Regions from separate parts of the Homo sapiens genome. Here region 2 is linked to region 1. Evidence: chromatin contacts called from ENCODE Hi-C or POLR2A ChIA-PET data. All regions are on one chromosome and are shown on one strand. The core of a region is the stretch at or near the end of the contact, and the rest is flanking DNA. Distances in the headings are between cores, read along the strand shown.

What was found. Hi-C counts contacts between places; a loop is a spot of excess contacts on that map. ChIA-PET counts read pairs that join two places held with the same protein, here RNA polymerase II (POLR2A). Pooled maps may share reads with other maps.
Region 2: a loop to region 1 is called in a map of CD4-positive, alpha-beta memory T cell, with 17 times the contacts of the local background. The contact joins the promoter of SSX2IP here to the promoter of RABGGTB in region 1. A Hi-C loop is called at or near these places in 1 of 168 maps with a recorded cell type or tissue (CD4-positive, alpha-beta memory T cell) and 3 of 50 pooled maps. POLR2A ChIA-PET finds 5 or more read pairs at or near these places in 1 of 52 experiments (activated naive CD4-positive, alpha-beta T cell).

What each region holds. Positions count from the first base shown.
Region 1 is chr1:75,783,046-75,787,508 of GRCh38, forward strand. RABGGTB (Rab geranylgeranyltransferase subunit beta) reads left to right here and starts at 3,211. Exons shown (of 9, transcript NM_004582.4): 1 at 3,211-3,229; 2 at 4,452-4,463. The coding sequence starts at 3,227. SNORD45C (small nucleolar RNA, C/D box 45C) reads left to right here and starts at 4,027; the gene lies at 4,027-4,104. RefSeq lists enhancers at 1,793-2,012, 2,953-3,182 and a silencer at 3,243-3,302.
Region 2 is chr1:84,688,343-84,692,605 of GRCh38, forward strand. SSX2IP (SSX family member 2 interacting protein) reads right to left here and starts at 2,119. Exons shown (of 14, transcript NM_001166293.2): 1 at 2,029-2,119. RefSeq lists a silencer at 1,571-2,330.

The DNA.
Region 1 (4,463 bases), core at 1,961-4,460:
ACACCAGTTAGAATGGCAATCATTAAAAAGTCAGGAAACAACAGGTGCTGGAGAGGATGTGGAGAAATAGGAACACTTTTACTGTTGGTGGGACTGTAAACTAGTTCAACCATTGTGGAAGTCAGTGTGGCAATTCCTCAGGGATCTAGAACTAGAAATACCATTTGACCCAGGCATCCTATTACTAGGTATATACACAAAGGATTATAAATCATGATGGTATAAAGACACATGCACACGTATGTTTATTGCGGCACTATTCACAATAGCAAAGACTTGGAACCAACCCAAATGTCCAACAATGATAGACTGGATTAAGAAAATGTGGCACATATACACCATGGAATACTATGCAGCCATAAGAAAGGATGAGTTCATGTCCTTTGTAGGGACATGGATGAAGCTGGAAACCATCATTCTGAGCAAACTATCGCAAGGACAAAAAACCAAACACCCCATGTTCTCACTCATAGGTGGGAATTGAACAATGAGAACACAGGGACACACGAAGGGGAACATCACACACCGGGGACGGTTGTGGGGTCGGGGGAAGGGGGATGGATAGCATTAGGTGATATACCTAATGCTAAATGACGAGTTAATGGGTGCAGCACACCAACATGGCACATGTATACATATGTAACAAACCTGCACGTTGTGCACATGTACCGTAAAACTTAAATAATAATAAAAAAAATCAAAATAAAATAGAAGTTGAAGAAAAGGAAGAAAAACAAAGTCAGGAAACAACAGAAGCTGGATAAGATGTGGAGAAATAGGAACACTTTTACATTGTTGGTGGGAGTGTAAAGTAGTTCAACCACTGTGGAAGACAGTGTTGTGATTCCTCAAGGATCTAGAACTAGAAATAGCATTTGACCCAGTGATCCCATTACGGGGTATATACCCAAAGATTATAAACACACATGCACACGTATGTTTATTGGGCACTATTCACAATAGCAAAGACTTGGATCCAACTCAAATGTCATCAACGATAGAGTGGATTAAGAAAATGTGGCACATATACACCATGGAATACTATGCAACCATAAAAAAGGATGAGTTCATGTCCTTTGTGGGGTCATGGATGAAGCTGGAAACCATTATTCTGAGCAAAGTATCACAAGGATAGAAAACCAAACACCGCATATTCTCACTCATAGGTGGGAATTGAAGAATGAGAATACCTGGACACAGGGCAGGGAACATCACACACAGGGGCCTGTCATGGTGTTGGGGGAGGGGGGAAGGATAGCATTAGGAGAAATACCTAATTTAAATGATGAGTTAATGGGTGCAGCAATCCAACCTGGCACATGTATATCCATGTAACAAACCTACACGTTGTACACATGTACCCTAGAACTTACAGTATAATTTTTTTAAAAAAAGTAACTTCCAATATTTTTACTATTAGCACTCTCCGAAGAAGTGTTTGTGGTGGCGGTGGTGGTGGTGGGGAGGGTGGCCTGTGTGTGTGGCGAGGAGAGGGGGCGGGTACAGGGCTGGACCTTGAGATAGATAAGGCAAACAGGAAGGAAATGTGAACATTTCATTAATATTCATTTAAAAAATATTCATTGAACACTTACTACGTGTAAGCAGGCACTCTACTAATTAACAGCCATTTCAGATTTTCAGAGTGCAAAGGGCCTCAAGAACAAATGATTTATTTTTTTGAGACATGGTCTCGTTCTGTCTCACACCCTGCAGTGCAGTGGCATTATCACCGCTCACTGTAGCCTCCACCCCCTGCCCCACAGCTCAAGTAATTCTCTCACCTCAGCTTCCCCAGTAGCTGAAACCACAGGCTTGGGCAACCACGTCTGGCTCATATTTTTATTATTTGTAGAGACGGGGGTCTTGCAACATTGCCCAGGCTGGTCTGGATCTCCTGGAACCGCCTTTGCAAAATTATAACTGAGGAAATTATGGCAGTGAAAGAAATCAGACCTAACGGATTCCATCTTGCTTCTAACTTTTGTTTTTGAGACTAGTCTCGCTCTGTCGCCCAGGGTGGAGTGCAGTGGCGTGATCTCTGCTCACTGCAAGCTCCGCCTCCCGGGTTTAAGCCATTCTCCTGCCTCAACCTCAGGAGTAGATGGGACTACAGGCGCCCACCCCCACGCCCGGCTAATTTTTTGTATTTGTAGTAGAGACGGGGTTTTAGCCAGGATGGTCTCGATCCCCTGACCTCGTGATCCGCCCGCCTTGGCCTCCCAAAGTGCTGGGATTACAGGCGTGAGCCACCGGCCGCTTCTAACTTTTAAGCTGTCCTTCTTCATTCCTGAGCCTAGGCTGAACCAATTTAGGGAGGAATTCAGTTTATGGTTTGACTCTGAAACAAAATTGATAATATCCCTTTCCCAAAAAGACCGCTTTTTTGCCTGGGGACCAGTCTGCCTTTGCAGAACCAACAGATTAGCTACAAGATTAGAAATTACAGTTTAGAGGTCATGCAGCCTCTGGCTCCAAGTTTCTGAACCTCCCCAAATTGCTCCTGGGGATAACATCACTATTGTAAAACCTAAGATAAGTTCTTGAGATATTTTGCAGACCCTGCTCTCCATGGATCAGTTGAAACCACCCAGATTGGTAATTTGGCTCAACCAGTTCTGCCATCCTACCCAGGAACAGAAAACAGCAAGAAAAACTCACGTCTACCCACTATGAGTCCATCTCCAACCTGACCCATCAGCACTCCCTACTTCCCAAGCCCCTAATCGCCGAATTATCTTTAAAAACTCTGAATACTGCTTGGGGAGACTCCATTGCAAGTCCCCTGTCTTGATAAATGGGCTATCGGTCAGCAGCAGGCAAAGTGAACCACAATATTGGGTGGTTACACTCCTAGGATCAAGCAATCCTGCTGTCCGGCTTCCCAAAGTGCTGGGATTACAGGCGTAAGCCACCGCGTCCAGCTAGAACAAATGATTTCTTAAAAGCAACTCAGATATTTAAATATTATTTAAAACTGTTTCTAGACAAATCGGAGTGACTATGGGACAAGCATATGGTCGCAGGACTTTGGACGCAGGCAGTGAGGACACCTATGAGCGATCAGTGGGGTCCTACGGCAGCCGTGGAACTGCTCTGCCTTGCAGGCGAAAGTGTGGTCAGCTATATCGGAGCGCGATGGGGGCCTGAGAGGCGCATCTGCGCAGGCGCCCGGCTCCTAAGTCTACCCAGGAACTGACCCTGCTCTCTCCTTTCCCTGTTAGACATGGTAAGTGTGAGTTTAGCGCTGCTGTCCGGATGGGTTGGTAGCAGACAGGGTGGAGTAGGGTTAAGCACACTGGTCACCTTAGGATTGGTTTCCTGGTGCTGGAGAATGGTTAGGACACAGGCCTTGGAAGGTTTTTTGAGTGTGAAATATTACTCAGCGTTTTCTGCAGACCTCGCGGGCAATGCCGCTTCTAATTTTATCCAGGCCTTCTTCTGTAGGGAGGGCCTGTTAAGAGTTGAGCAGCCCGATTTCTGAACCCCTCTAAAAAGCTGTGGCTGATTGGTGGCTTTTTTTTTTCTTGGAGAGGGGGTGTCAAAGATTTCTTTAAAATCGTTAGTGATGTGGTCTCGCTTTAAGATTTTTAATGGGATCAGAAGAAAATTCGGTACTTAATCACTTCCGGTAATCTTCATGACCTGTTATAGTGACTGCAGTGTACTCTCAATGAGGAAGATATAGATACGAAAAGAACTAGAGCCGCATCACATGGGGACTTCTGCAAATACAGAGACTCGGATTAAAGGTGGAGAAGATGGAGCTAAAGGAACTGCTTATTTAATACATTTGAACAACTTTTGGGGTACTTAGAAGGTGCTTTGAAACCTGCATTTGATTAAGCAAGAATTCGCTTGCAAGTTAAGGGTTAGATTTTTTTATTTTTTAAAAATATGCTTTCTGCCACATGTAAACCGTAAGTTGTCCTGAAATGATAAGCTTTGATATTCTATGGTGTTTATTTTTTACTTATCTTTTTGAATGAAAAGTGAACAACAAGAAATGCTGGTGGTAATTTTTTGGGTCAATGATGAGTTGGCATGTATTCTGAATCTAAAGTTGATTATTACTACTTTAGCTCTAGAATTACTCTGAGACCTGAAAATTACCTGAATCGTGACTAAGACGAAGCCTGAATGATTTAAGTTCTTTTTTGTTGGATACAATTTGTTGTTGTTGTTGTTGTTTTGGTTTTGTTTTTGAGTCGGTCTCCGGTCGCCCAGGATGGAGTGCAGTGACACAACCTCAGTTCACTGCAGCCTTAATTTCCCTGGCTCAAGCGATCTTCTACCTCAGCCTCCCTAGTTAGTTACAATTTTTAAATGGAACGTTTTCCTATTACAAGATGAAATCAAGTGAAAATTGAGATGTATGTTGAATCTATGCTGTGGGGCAGAAGAACGTTGTAGAGGTAAACATTGATGAGATTACCACTTTATTTTGAAAGGGCACTCCACAG
Region 2 (4,263 bases), core at 869-3,368, 8.9 Mb after region 1:
TTGCGTCATGAGCAAATGGTGAAACCAGTAAGGCATATTCACAGCTATTGTAAAAGATATGGAAAAAATAACTTAAAAATCTTTGAAATCGATCCAATTTAAGCATGTTAAATGAATTAAAATCACACAATTTGGGGGCGGTGTCTTTTCATGCACCTAATTTCTCTAGGGGTATACTACATAAAAGGCACTCAAACGCCTACTTTATAAAACCGGTGTCACGGCCTGCTTTGGCCAAAAAGCAGACTGTCAAGTACTAGGAGATCCCAAGTATACAATTGGACACTGTGCTGGACTTGAGGTCTTTAGCAAACAATTTCAGCGTAACATTTTAGTTTTCTCATATATCTGCCTCATTATGTTTAGAACATAATGTGCTTTAACAAGTCTTGTCACAAGGCACAATGTGTTATGAGATCTCCACATTTCATCCTAGAATAACTAAGTCTTCACAGTTATCTTCAAGCTGCCTCACCCATGTTACGTAATCCATGAGCTTTTTATCTTCCCTGTACAGTTGGGGAAAGAGAAGGGAAGGAAGAGTACAAAATGACTTGGCCTAAGAGGTTCAGCCAGTCACTAAAAGAGCCTTCGTTTTAATTATCAGTTCCTAACCCTCTTCTCAAAGAACCGTTTTGTTTGAGAAACCTTCATTAACAGCAGGCAGAACAGAGTGTTAAATTAGCTATTAGCTTTCCTTACTTGTTTAGTGTGAATGAATAACCTAAGCTTCCTAAGCCTGTAGGTTGATAGTTTTAGGATAAGAGATCTGATGGATCAAGTTTTGCCGACTGGATCCAAATTCATAAATCTACCTCTAACTTCTAAATTTCAAAATAGCTTGACGTGAACTTTAAAGGCATTTCTTTCCTCTCCAAATTTCTAATTCTTTACAAATTTTATTCACTCTCCTAAATGAGTCAACTCATACCAACCTTTCTAGTTCAGGATCAAACTGTAGGATCACCAGAATTTTCTTCTACCCCACAGTAAGCCAAACCCCCATGAACCATGAAAAGGTCCATGACATCCATCACCCACAGCTAACTCTACACCTTGACTCTAATCTGAATTGTTAGAAAGCCCAGGAAGTTCAAGAAGCCTCCACCCTTACACTTCTAAATCACCTTCTTTTCTAATCCTCAACCTATTACAGCGTCCAGAAAAGAGAAATCTCAATTCTCTCAGATTCAAGAACTTTATCAGCGTTGCTAGTAATCGCAGTTTGGCATTTACAACTATGGGTCCTGAAACTGGGTAATAATCTAAAAATTCCTACATTATACGTGCAGACAGCAAATTAGTATATTCTATGTCCTGGGCCCAAGCGATATGCCTAACTGGGCAATCAGCATAGGCTCAAAAAATGTGCAGGGAGCTCACAATTCAGTTTACTGTCGTTGACTATAAAATTCTAAACCAAAGTATTTTCATGATAAAATTATAAACCAAAGTATTTTCACACATGCCTGCCTCTTGGATGATGTAAATTCTTCCCCTAGACTTTTTACTAGACCACTATCGGGGTTCTCTTCCACTGCAGCGGCCACCCAATAACTCGTTTTAAAGACTGCCTCTTGCGGCTGCACTAGCAAATCGCCAAACCCCGCATGCCCCACGGCCGCTGCTGAGACTCTGCAGCCCCAAATCGGCCATCCCCTCCTCCCCCACGTCCCCGCGCTGCTCGTCCCCCAACGCCGGGCGCCAACCTTGCTCCATCCCAGAGAGGGTTTGGGGCTCCCCGGGTCAGAGCGCTCCGCAGGCGCAGCTCCGCGAACGCCAGCGAGAGCGGTCCCGGGGCCAGCACCTACCTCCCACCTCCTCCTCCAGGAGCGGCCCGGGTCGACGCTCGCCCGCACCCTGCAACGGCCCCAACAGCCGCGCGGAGCCTCCCGCCGAACAACGGGGCGCTGAGCCAGGTGCCGGCTCTCACCTCCGCGCGCGCCCGCCCCTTGCCGGCGCCCACCCCCGCCCGCCCCTCCCTGGCGGGGCGCGTCACAATCCCCGACGCGAGGCGCTGCTGCTCACCGTCACGGCCCCCGGGAGCGGCGGGGAGTCACCGCTCGGCGTCCTAGCCCGGCTCCCGCAGCCCGAGGGCCAGCAGCGCCTCGCAGCGCCTCCCGCCCGCGGCCCCTCCTCCGCTGCGGGCTCCCGCCTTCCCCGCCCCTTGCAGCCGCCTCCCGGCCTCCGCAGGTTTCCGAGGTTCCCACCCCGCCCCCGCGCGCCGGCGCCGCAGGCCCCGCCGCCTCCCATTGGCTCCGCCAGTTGCTAGGCGATGAACAACCGTGGCCTGCATTGGTCGGGTGGGGGCCTCGGTAGTCTCCTCCTTACCTCCAAAAAAACCCGGAGAAAAAGAAGACCTTATCCCTGCGGTCCGCGCGCGCTGCGGGCGCAGCTGCGGCTGCGGCACCTGTTACGCCCAGTGATTCACCCGGCCGTTTTCTGCTCCCCGCCCCCTTCTGACGCCTGCAGCGTCCGGGGCCGGGGCTCTGTGGGGGCCGGGACTCTGCAGGGACCGGGGTCGTGGCTACTTTAGAGCACGTTTTCCGAGCCCCACTGAACCCCAACACCCAGCCTAGCAGCAAAAGTGAAGCTTCCAGGAGAGCCACGTGCGTTTGCCAAAGTGGAGAAATAAACTGCGGGCACCTAGAATTAGGTCAGGTCCAAGGAACGGGAGGTTCAAGCGTCGGGAGTCGTGGATGCAAACAATCCAGCCGGGAGAAAGTTATATGTAAAATTAGGGCGAAGAAATGGATCTGGGCAGAAGACCGCGGGCAAAGGAAAGACTAAGAAATAGCATTCGTGAACTCAGTTTATGCAAAAATGTCTTACACCCACTCGACAAAGTATGTGCGATGAAAATGTATGCCTGCTGCACCCGTGGCCAGGGTCAGGCTGTCTCCTCCCTGGTTTCATGGCAGCCTAAAATTCACTGGGGAAGAAAAGAAAAGAGGCCAGAGAAAGGAGATCAGATGGAGAAATCACAGGCATATAGGTTACACAAAGATGTTCTTTGATTTTTGTTTTGTTTAGTTTTGGTGAAGCCAAGGGATTTATTCAAAAGGCGAAAAACAGGTTTGGTGTTTTAAGGAGACTCCTGAGAGCACTTTGAAACCAAAACAGTATGAGTGAAGATGCTAACACTGAAAAACAAGAGCGGGAGGAATGTCCACCTCCCAGTTTGCATGCACGTATCCCCAATCCTGGATGAAAGATCAGGGCCAGAAGAAGCACGCCACGGTGACAACTTCAGGGCCCAACGAAATCCTCCTCTTTTCCTTTGGCCAAGCAATCAGAGGCCCGTCTAGCTGCTGTTGAGCCCAGGTGGCGTTACCATTAACAGTTACATTTTTAAAAGGTTTGAACCAAGCTTAGTTGAGCTCTGGGAAGTTTAGCTCTGACCTCAGCAACCCCGGGAAAGGAATAAGATCTGCCTGAATAAACCAGCGGTCTCAATCTTTTGGTCTCAAGACCGCTTTCCACTTGTAAAATTATTGAGAGCCCCAAGAACTTTTCTTTATGTTGGTTACAGCTATTAATATTAAAACAGAAATTTAAAAATTGCTATTTTTTAAAATAATAATGAATAAAAATAAAAATGTCAAATAGCGCATTTTAATTAAAAATAACTATTTTCAAAAAATTAGTTAAAAGAATGGTGTTACTTTAAAATTTTGCCCATATCTTTAATGTCTTGCTTAATAGAAGGCATTTGGATTTTCATATCTGTTTGTGCATTCGATCTGTTGTGCTATTTCAGGTAGCGTCTGGAAAACTCTACTGTGCACTCATAATGAGAGGGAAAAAGGCAAATAATATCTTAGTATTATAACAAAAATAGTTTTGACTTTGCAGACTCCCTGGAAGGGTCTTGGAAACTTGCCGCCCCAAGGTTCAGCAGATCTTTGAAAACCACTGGTCTAAACCTCTTTGTACTCTGTCCCTCTTTGTTAACCAATAACTGGTTAAGGGGCTAAAAATATGACCTAATTCTGCTCAGTCCATAATGGGGAGTGGGGGATGAGGAGCTTCAGGGGAAGGATTTTATCCTGACAGACTAAGGACAAGTTTTTTCCTTCTTGCCTTGGACATCCTCCAGTAAGCCAGACATGTTTGGAGCTGTGGCAGCATATTCTGCAACCACGAGAGAAAAGCAAGAAAAATACATGCGTACCTCGTTTTATACTTCAATTTATTGCACTTTACAGGCACTGTATTTTTTTTTAATAAAGGTTTGTTGCTCAACCCTGCATTGAGCAAGTC